2 separate regions of the Mus musculus genome follow, and region 2 is linked to region 1. A link is a loop called in an ENCODE intact Hi-C map of the cell type or tissue named here. Cell type or tissue: left cerebral cortex. All regions are shown on one strand. Each heading gives the region's core, and the rest is flanking DNA. Links, peaks and the distances in the headings are about the cores only. Region 1 has its middle 17 kb from the start of Ypel2. Region 2 overlaps Tubd1 (tubulin, delta 1).

Region 1 (4,392 bases), core at 323-4,322:
CCATATCAGATCTCTTTACCTTTTTTTTTTTTTTTCAGATTCTTTTGTAGCTTCTAGTAGATGGGATTGCAGGCCTGGTTTCTCTCTCTCTCTCTCTCTCTCTCTCTCTCTCTCTCTCTCTCTCTCCTGTGTGTGTGTGTGTGTGCATGTGTTTGTGTCCCCGTGTGTGTCCCCGTGTCTATGTGTCTGTCTGTCTCTTTCTGTATGTCTGTCTATCTGTCTCACCTCAACCTTGGTCTGTGCTAGAGATTGAACCTAGAGCCTCCTGTATGCTGTGTATGCTAACCTACCTGTGCTCCAGCCTGAAGATCTTGAGTTGTGTGTGCACACATTCATTCATGTGTGTGTGTGCGTATGTGTGTGTGTGCGCGCGTGCGTGGAGAGGCCAGAGGTGATGTCTTCCTCTCCTTTTTTTAGTTTTTCAAGACAGGGTTTCTCCTGGCTGTCCTGGAACTCACTCTGTAAACCAGGCTGGCCTCGAACTCAGAAATCCGCCTGCCTCTGCCTCCCAAGTGCTGGGATTAAAGGCGTGCGCCACCACTGCCCAATTTCTCCACTTTATTTTAAGACAGGGTCTCTCACTGAACCCAGAGCTCACTGATTCAACTAGACCTGCTGGCCGATGATCCAGCGATTCGCTTCTCCCTGCCCACATTGCTGAAGCTATAGACTCATTGCTCAGCTTTTACCCTGTGCTAGGGATGGAAGCTCAAGCCCTCCTGCTTGGGCCATGGTCTGGTTGTCGTTTTGATACAGGGTCTCACATTGTAGCTCAACAGTATGAGGGCCTCAAGATTGAGGTGGTCTCCTACCTTGGCTTTCCAAATACTGGGATTATAGACGTAAGCCACTATGCCCAGCTTAACTCAAGACCCTCTCTTCAGAAGAGGAATCTAGAGTCGGCACCGTGCTCTTCTCTGCTCTCTGCTGAGCCCTCTCTTACCTGCCTCCAAGTACTCCGCTGAGCAAGTCACAGAAAGACTGGCAAGAAGCCACAAAAGCAGAGCTATATTCCGCAGTGAAGCCTGTTATGGGGTGCAGGACACATCACCCTCAGAAATAACCCAGTAAGTAAGCTGGATGAGGGTCGTCAGCCGAAACTCATTTCTCGAAAGGAAATTAACGTCTGTCTCCAGCCTAATGAGGACCTGCGCTTCTGGCTTTTGTTGTTTTGTTTTGAAAACCGGGTCTCACTGTGTAGCCCTGGCTAGTTTGGAACTCAGGATGTAGACCAGGCTGACCTCAAATTCCCAGAAACCTACTCGCCTCTGCTGGGATTAAAGGCACAAGCCACCCCACCCCACCCTCCAGTTTCCTGGTTTTATTAACATTTGTTACAGTGAAGGCACCAATCAGTACATTTTTAAATCCAATAATTCCCATTTCCTGAGATTTTACGTAATGTTGTTTTTCTCTTCTTACTGGCATCTCAGCCAAAATATCAGGTTATAGTTTGTCAACTTTCTCTACTGTAGTTACACACACACACACACACACACAAATAAATCAATGTAACTTCTGTTTTTGTTTTTTTGTTTTTTGTTTTTTTTTTTTGAGACAAGGTTTCTCTGTGTAACCCTGGCTCTCCTGGAACTCACTCTGTAGCCCTGGCTGGCCTGGAAATCACATATCCACCTGCCTCTGCCTCCTGAGTGCTGGGATTAAAGATGTGTGCCACCAGGCCCAACCAGGTTTAGCTTTTGTTGTTGTTGTTTGTTTTTTTGAGGCAGGGTTTTTCTGTGTAGTCCTGGCTGTCCTGGAACTCACTTTGTAGACCAGGCTGGCCTTGAACTCAGAAATCCGCTTGCCTCTGCCTCCCAAGTGCTGGGATTAAAGGCGTGCACCACCACGCCCGGCAGCATTTTTTAAAAATAAAAACAGGTGTGTTCAGATTACCAAAAGAGAACAATTCGGTAGTTCCCACAACCCAATGCAAGACTGACTCAAATCATAATTAGGTCTAGGGAGACCTCCTGTGGTTAAACTTGGGTATAGCTTCCCAGTGTCCGCTTTCCAGGCCTGGTCATTCCTAATGAATCCAAGAGTTCTCTCTTCACCCCAACCAGCCTCAGGCAAAATCTAAGAACATTCTGGGAGCATCACTACCAGTAGAGGCCAGATACACGCTGAGCTTCCTATAACGTTCGGGATCACCCTGAAATTTAAAAATTTGAGGCCAAGAGCTGTGAATACAACTATAATGGAGAGAGCCAAAGATCCTCATTTTTGGGGGGGGGGGTGCTGGAGAGATGGTTCAGTGGTTAATACTACTGAATGCTCTTCCAGAGGTCCTGAGTTCAATTCCCAGCAACAACATGGTGGCTCACAACCATCTATAATGGGATCCGGTGTCCTCTTCTGGTGTGTCTGAAGACAGCTACAGTGTACTCATATATGCATAAAATAAATAAATCCTTTTAAGAAGGTTGTGGAGAGATACATTCTTTTATTTATTTAGGATTTTAAAAACACATTTTGTTTATTTTTGCTTTGCTTTGGAGACAGGGTCTCACAGGCTGTCTTAAACTTACTAGGTATTTCAGGTTAGCCTTGAACTTTTAGCAATCCTGCCTCAGCCTCCCGCAAGCTGGGATTACATTTCCCAGCTGTGTAAAACAGTTCCAGGGGATCTGAGAAGCTCACACAGATACACATGCAGGTGAAACACTAATGCACATAAAATAAAAATAAATAACTTAAAAGTTTCTTGATTAATGATCATACTCTGGCTTTAAAAAAATGTCCTTTTTTATTTTGTGTGTTGGGGTGCTGTGCACACATGCCATCATATGCCTGCCATCATATGCCATCAGTGGTCAGGGGACAGTTTGTGAGAGTCAGCTCTCTTCCACCACATGGGTTGCTGTCCTCACCCTGGACAGCAAGAAACTTTGCCTGCTGATTCATCTCGCCCTCCTCCCACCCCCACCCCACCCCCATCTGCTCTTTTTTTTAAAATTTATTTATTATATGTAAGTGCACTGCAGCTGTCTTCAGACACACCAGAAGAGGATACCGGATCCCATTACAGATGGTTGTGAGCCACCATGTGGTTGCTGGGATTTGAACTCAGGACCTTTGGAAGAGCAGTCGGGTGCTCTTACCTGCTGAGCCATCTCACCAGCCCCACTCTTTTTTTTTTTAAAGATTTATTTATTATTATATCTAAGCACACTGTAGCTGTCTTAACCTAACCCTGATGCACCAGAAGAGGTCGTCAGATCTCATTACAGATGGTTGTGAGCCACCATGTGGTTGCGAGGATTTGAACTCAGGACCTTCGGAAAAGCAGTAGGTGCTCTTAACCACTGAGCCATCTCTCCAGCCCCCACGGCTGCTCTTATATTGGACACAGGCTCACTCTGTAGCTCTGGTTGGCCCAGACCTTACTGTGTACCAGACTGATCTCAAAGAGTGCCGGGATTAAAAGTGTGGACCAAGTGGGGCGGTGGTGGCACACACCTTTAATACCAACACTCAGGAGGCAGAGGCAGGCAGATCTCTGTGAGTTCAAGGCCAGCCTGGTCTACAGAGTGAGTTCCAGGACAGCCAGGGCTACACAGTGAAACTCAGTATTAGGGGGTGGGGGTGGGGTGGAGTGGGGGATAGTTGTGCACCCCCAAATCTGGACTGCTTTTCCTTTTTTAATTAAAAATTTCTCATAGGATATATTTTGATCATGTTTTCCCCTCCCCACCCAATTTTAAGTTTTATATTCTCTCTCAAAACAAAAAGAAAAACAACAAAACAAAACAAAACAAAAAAACTATACACAATAACAGAATGCCAGAACCAGAAATCAAGAAACAAAAACTCCCTACAAAAACAAAATTTAAAACAAACTGGCAAAAGACTAATAACACAAAAAAAGGCCTAAACAAAGCAAAACTAAGGAAAAAGTTCATAAAACACCATTGAGTTTGTTCTGTTGAGCAGCTACTTTTTGGCATGGGGTCTCCTGGACTGTGGTTGATGTACTCAGTGACACTCCACTGGCGAAAGCAGATTCCAAAACTGGTTTTCCACAGACCACAACCTCAGCTCTTTCTATTTATTGTCTATTTACTTACTTACTTACTTACTTACTTATTTACTTACTTTATTTATTTATGTACATATCAGCTTGGGGAGCTGTTTGTTTTTCTTTTGTCTTGTTTAATGCACCCTAGGACCACCTGTCTAGGGGTAGTAGCATCCACAACGGACTGGACCCTTCTATGCTTATCATTAACAAAGAAAATGCCCCGTAGACTTGAGTCTAAGCCAACCTGACATAGGGATTTTCCTAATTGTGACTCCCTCTTTACAAATGACCCTACTTTGTGTCAAGCTGATTTAAAAAAAACAAAAACAAAACTAACCAACACACTGAGTTGTCCTTTTAAAATTGTG
Region 2 (4,392 bases), core at 173-4,172, 460 kb before region 1:
ATCAGGGCTGGGAGCCTTCGTTACACAGAAGCTACAAGATCAGTACTCCAGTTCCTTGAAAATGAACCAGATTATATGGCCTTATGGAACGGGTGAGGTATGAACATGGTTTTTTGTTTGTTTGTTTTGTTTTTTTAAATGTATTTATTTCATGTATATGAGCACACTGTCACTGTCTTCAAACACACCAGAAGAGGGCATCAGATCTCATTACAGATGGTTGTGAGCCACCATGTGGTTGCTGGGAATTGAACTCAGGCCCTCCGGAAGAGCAGCCAGTGCTCTCAACCACTGAGCCACCTCTCCAGTCCATGAACATGTTAATTAGAAGTTATGTTTATTATACAAGTGTTTTGCTCACCTGTATGTATGTGCACACATGCGTGCCAGTGCCCAGGGAAGCTGGAAGAGGGCAGGTTTCTGGTACTAGGATCATAAGGTGAGCCATCGTGTAGGTTCTGGGAACTAAACTCAGGTCCTCTGGAAGACCAACAAGTGCTCCTAACCACTGAGCCATCTCTCCAGCCCCTGAAGAAGAAAAGTGTTAATGTTGTAAATTCTTTGCTCTTTCTCTTTTTTAATCTATTTAGCCACAAGTAGGAGTCTGGTATCATCATATGCTATTTCTCCTTGGTAAATACTCACTAGAGAAGTAATTAGATCATAGTATATTTTCTTCCTTTTTAAATTTCATTTATTTTTATGTTATATTTGTGTATGTATGCATGGCTGTCTATGCCTTACGTGGTGTCAGACCCCCTGGGACTGAGGTTAGACAGCTGTGAGCTGTCGTGTGGATGCCATGTGAGATGTCATGTGGATGTCATGTGAGATGTCATGTGGATGTCATGTGGAGTCAAACCCTGGCCCTTTGGAGGAGTCTCTTACACTTTACCACTGAGCTCTCTCTCGCCCAGCACTCTTTGCTGATAGAGTGAGTGTGAATAAACGGATCCCGCTCTTTGGCAATGCTGAGTTCCAGCTTCAGGACTGATTGTGATATTTACGTGAACAAATAATTTAATTTTGGTTACATTTCCCACACACGTAAAGTATCCTTTGTTTTTTAAATCTTTTGTTTCATTTTGGCTTTAGGTTTTTTGAGACAGTCTTACCCAGTCTAGGCTGGCCTCCACCTCTAGAGCTGTCTGCCCAATGTGGGACTGAGGTGTCCTTAAAAACAAAACAAAACAAACACAAAATATTAAGCTCATCATGGTGGCCTTTAAATGCCCCCCCAAAAAGAAGACTCCCCAGTCATGCTGCCTGGCTGTTGACTTGGTCTGTTACTCTCCAGCACCACCACACTGAGATTATCTAATTTCTCTATGCACTGCTGTCCTCTGTGTAAAATGGGGACAAATATATCTGCCTCCTGAAGGTGAAGGATATAACACAAGTAAAGCATACAGTAAGGTGGGTTGTGGTGGCACAGCCCTTAATCCCAGCACTATGGAGGCAGAGGTAAAGAGGTGGGTTAATCTCTGCCAGTCTACATAGCAAAGTTCTGGACTAGCCAGGGCTATACAGTCTCAAAACAAAAAGTTATTGCTACCACACTTCTTTTCTGAATCATTTCTTACATTTCGTTTTCCTACTAGGAAGATTAACAGGAAACTGGTACGCGGGCATGGTGGCACACGCCTTTAATCCCAGCACTCGGGAGGCAGAGGCAGGCGGATTTCTGACTTTGAGGCCAGCCTGGTCTACAAAGTGAGTTTCAAGACAGCCAGGGCTATACAGAGAAACCCTGTCTCGAAAAACAAAAACAAACAAACAAAAAATTCTCAACAGAGAGAAATAAGATCATTTGAAGACTAGCCACAGTGCCATGGGCCCCAATACAAAGTCCCTCCTTGCAGTACTAGAAGGACCAACCCAGAGATGGGCTCCTGAGAGATATGAAATCATTTTTTAATTCATTGATGTTATTCTTTTTTTTTCTTTTTGTTTTTTTGAGACTGGATTTCTCTGTGTAGCCCTGGCTACCCTGGAACTCACTCTGTAGAACAAGCTGTTCCCGAACTCACAGAGTTCACCTGCCTCTGCCTCCACCTCTGCCTCACGAGTGCTGAGATTGAAGATGTGAGCATCACCCCAGGGCTGCCATCTACACTTTTTAACTACTCAGCCTCTCTTCCTGTCTTTGACCCTGTTCTCTCTAGGTCATTGTGCAGAACTACAACTCCATCTTGACTCTCTCTCACCTGTACCGGTCTTCAGATGCCCTTCTCATTCACGAGAATGACGCTGTCCATAAGATCTGTGCCAAACGGATGAACATCAAGCAGATCTCCTTCAGAGACTTAAATCAAGTTCTTGCCCACCAGCTGGGGAGTGTGTTCCAGCCTACATACTCTGAGGACAGCTCATTTCACTACCGCAGAAATCCACTAGGTACTTCACCCTTCTGTTACTTGTAGAAAAACCGTATGTTCTGAGAGACCCAAAGTTATTTTTCACTGTCTCCTCCCCTCTGCCTGGAGATACAGCCAAGATACATACCCTAAACCCTGCCTTCATCCCTGAGCTATCTTACTGAATCAGCTCAAGAAGTTACTACATTTCTCAGAAGCATATGGTGTGAGGATCTAAATGCTTCTCACCGACTACACCGTTTGTAGAACCACTGTTCTCCTAGGGCCTAAAGCAGGGCATGGCAAATAGCAAGCACTTGGTAGAACATTCATTGGGTAGAAAGTGAATGTGTTTTGTACTGCTGGGGACAGAAGCTCAGGTCTTACACTACTGAACTACAACCAACAGATAAGAGGTAGATAGATGTGGAGTCCACAGAAATTATGGGGCTGGGTTGCAGAGATGGCTTAGTGGTTAAGAACACTTGTTCTTGCAGAGGACATTCCTGGCTCCTCTAGTGATTCACAAGCATCCATAACTCCAGGTCATGGAGCTCTGACTCCCTCTTTTGACCTCAGGGCACCAGGCATGCACATAGTGCACATACCTACATGCAGGCAGAACATCCATACACAGAAAATAAGTCTTTGAAAAAGAGCAGGAGGAGGAGGGAGAGGAGAAAGAAGAGGGAGAAGAGGAGGAGGGAGAGGAGGAGGAGGAGGGAGAGAAGGAAGAGAGAGAGGAGAAGGAGGGAGAGGAGAAGGAGGAGGGAGAGAAGGAGGCAGTAGTGATGGTGGTGATGTGGGCCTTTAATTGGCCTGGCATTGTGTTTAAGGATTGGAAACTGGGGGGAGGGTTTGCTGTCAGTCATGTTACCTGCTGCCATGCTTGACAGAGCATTCTCTGACTATACTGTCATTTTTTTTCTTTTGGTAAAGTCTTGCTACTTTTCAATAATGAAGAAAGAGGGAAGATAGGGGAGGGGAACATGAAGAAGAGAAGAAGAGAATGAAAATGCAGAGAGACTCCAGGCTGCCATGTGGTGTCGTGTCCTATGGTTGCGCTCTGATAGGGAAAATAAGGAGTAGGGCAGTCTAAGATTTCGATGATGATGGGGAAGACAGACTCAGAAGGTCTGAGAAAAAAGAAGCCAGTAGACTAGGGTCTCAGCCAGGCCCTGGAATTGCTAGGCCAAGTCAGAGTAAGAGGGACAGCAGAACGGCCTAGCACATGACTTAATAGCAGACCATGGCTGAGCATGTAAGCCACTGGGGGTGGAGATGACCCCCTAGAGGCATGAATTACAGGTTGTCGCAATCTGTCCTCTCTTCTTGCTTTTTATGTATTTATTTTATTCTGGGTCTTGCTCTGTTGTCTAGGTTGGTCTTGAACTCCTGGGCTAACAAGATCCTCTTGGTCTCTTCCTCAGACTCTGGAACTGTAGGACCCCAGGCCTGCCTCATGCCACGAATTTTCGTTTGGTCGCTCTCTGCCACCAACCTATCTTTCTATCCCCAAACAGGTTTGATTATCATTTAGCAAGATAAATAGAAGATCTGGAACATTTTCTAAGGAACATTTAGTGACTATAGAATGAAAGAGAAATATCTTAATTATCTTTTATAATTGATTTTCCTGGAGTTTAGTGAATTAGTCATCCATATTTCTCTTGATAATTCTTTTGGCAAAGTGTATCGTATTTATTTTGTTTTTGTCTGGTTCTCTTTCCTTGCTCCCTCCCTCCCTCCCTCCCTTCCTCCCTCTCTTCTTCCCTCCCTCCCTTCCATCTTCTTTTTTTTGAGACAGGGTCTCACTATGGTAGCTCTAGCTATCGTGGAACTCATTCTGGACAAGGCTGGCCTTGAACTCACAGAAATCGCCCTGCCTCTACATCCCAAGTGCTGGGAATAATGGTATACACAACTGTGCCTGGATATCCATTTCAGTTTCGAGACAGGGTTTTACTAGGTAATACCTTGAGTTGGCCTGGAACCTGTGGGCAGTCTCCTGCCTCTGACTGCTAAGAGTTGGGAT

The links. Hi-C counts contacts between places; a loop is a spot of excess contacts. Peaks named below come from ENCODE experiments on the same cell type or tissue, not always from the same donor. Only the 100,000 strongest peaks of a DNase experiment are listed, where the experiment ranks them.
Region 2: it touches region 1 in a loop (3-fold over the local background); 17 of 42 quality-filtered maps call a loop at or near these places.

The regions. Positions count from the first base shown.
Region 1 is chr11:87,008,724-87,013,115 of GRCm38, forward strand. No RefSeq gene overlaps it. Among named protein-coding and RNA genes, the nearest start is that of Ypel2, 17 kb to the left of the region's middle. In left cerebral cortex, for the core only: a CTCF peak has its summit at 1,985; a DNase peak (open chromatin) is centred at 1,976.
Region 2 is chr11:86,552,908-86,557,299 of GRCm38, forward strand. It overlaps Tubd1 (tubulin, delta 1), which reads left to right. Exons shown (of 9, transcript NM_019756.3): 4 at 1-97; 5 at 2,166-2,397. Among named protein-coding and RNA genes, the nearest start is that of Tubd1, 10 kb to the left of the region's middle. In left cerebral cortex, for the core only: no CTCF peak of the experiment used is centred there; a DNase peak (open chromatin) is centred at 2,410.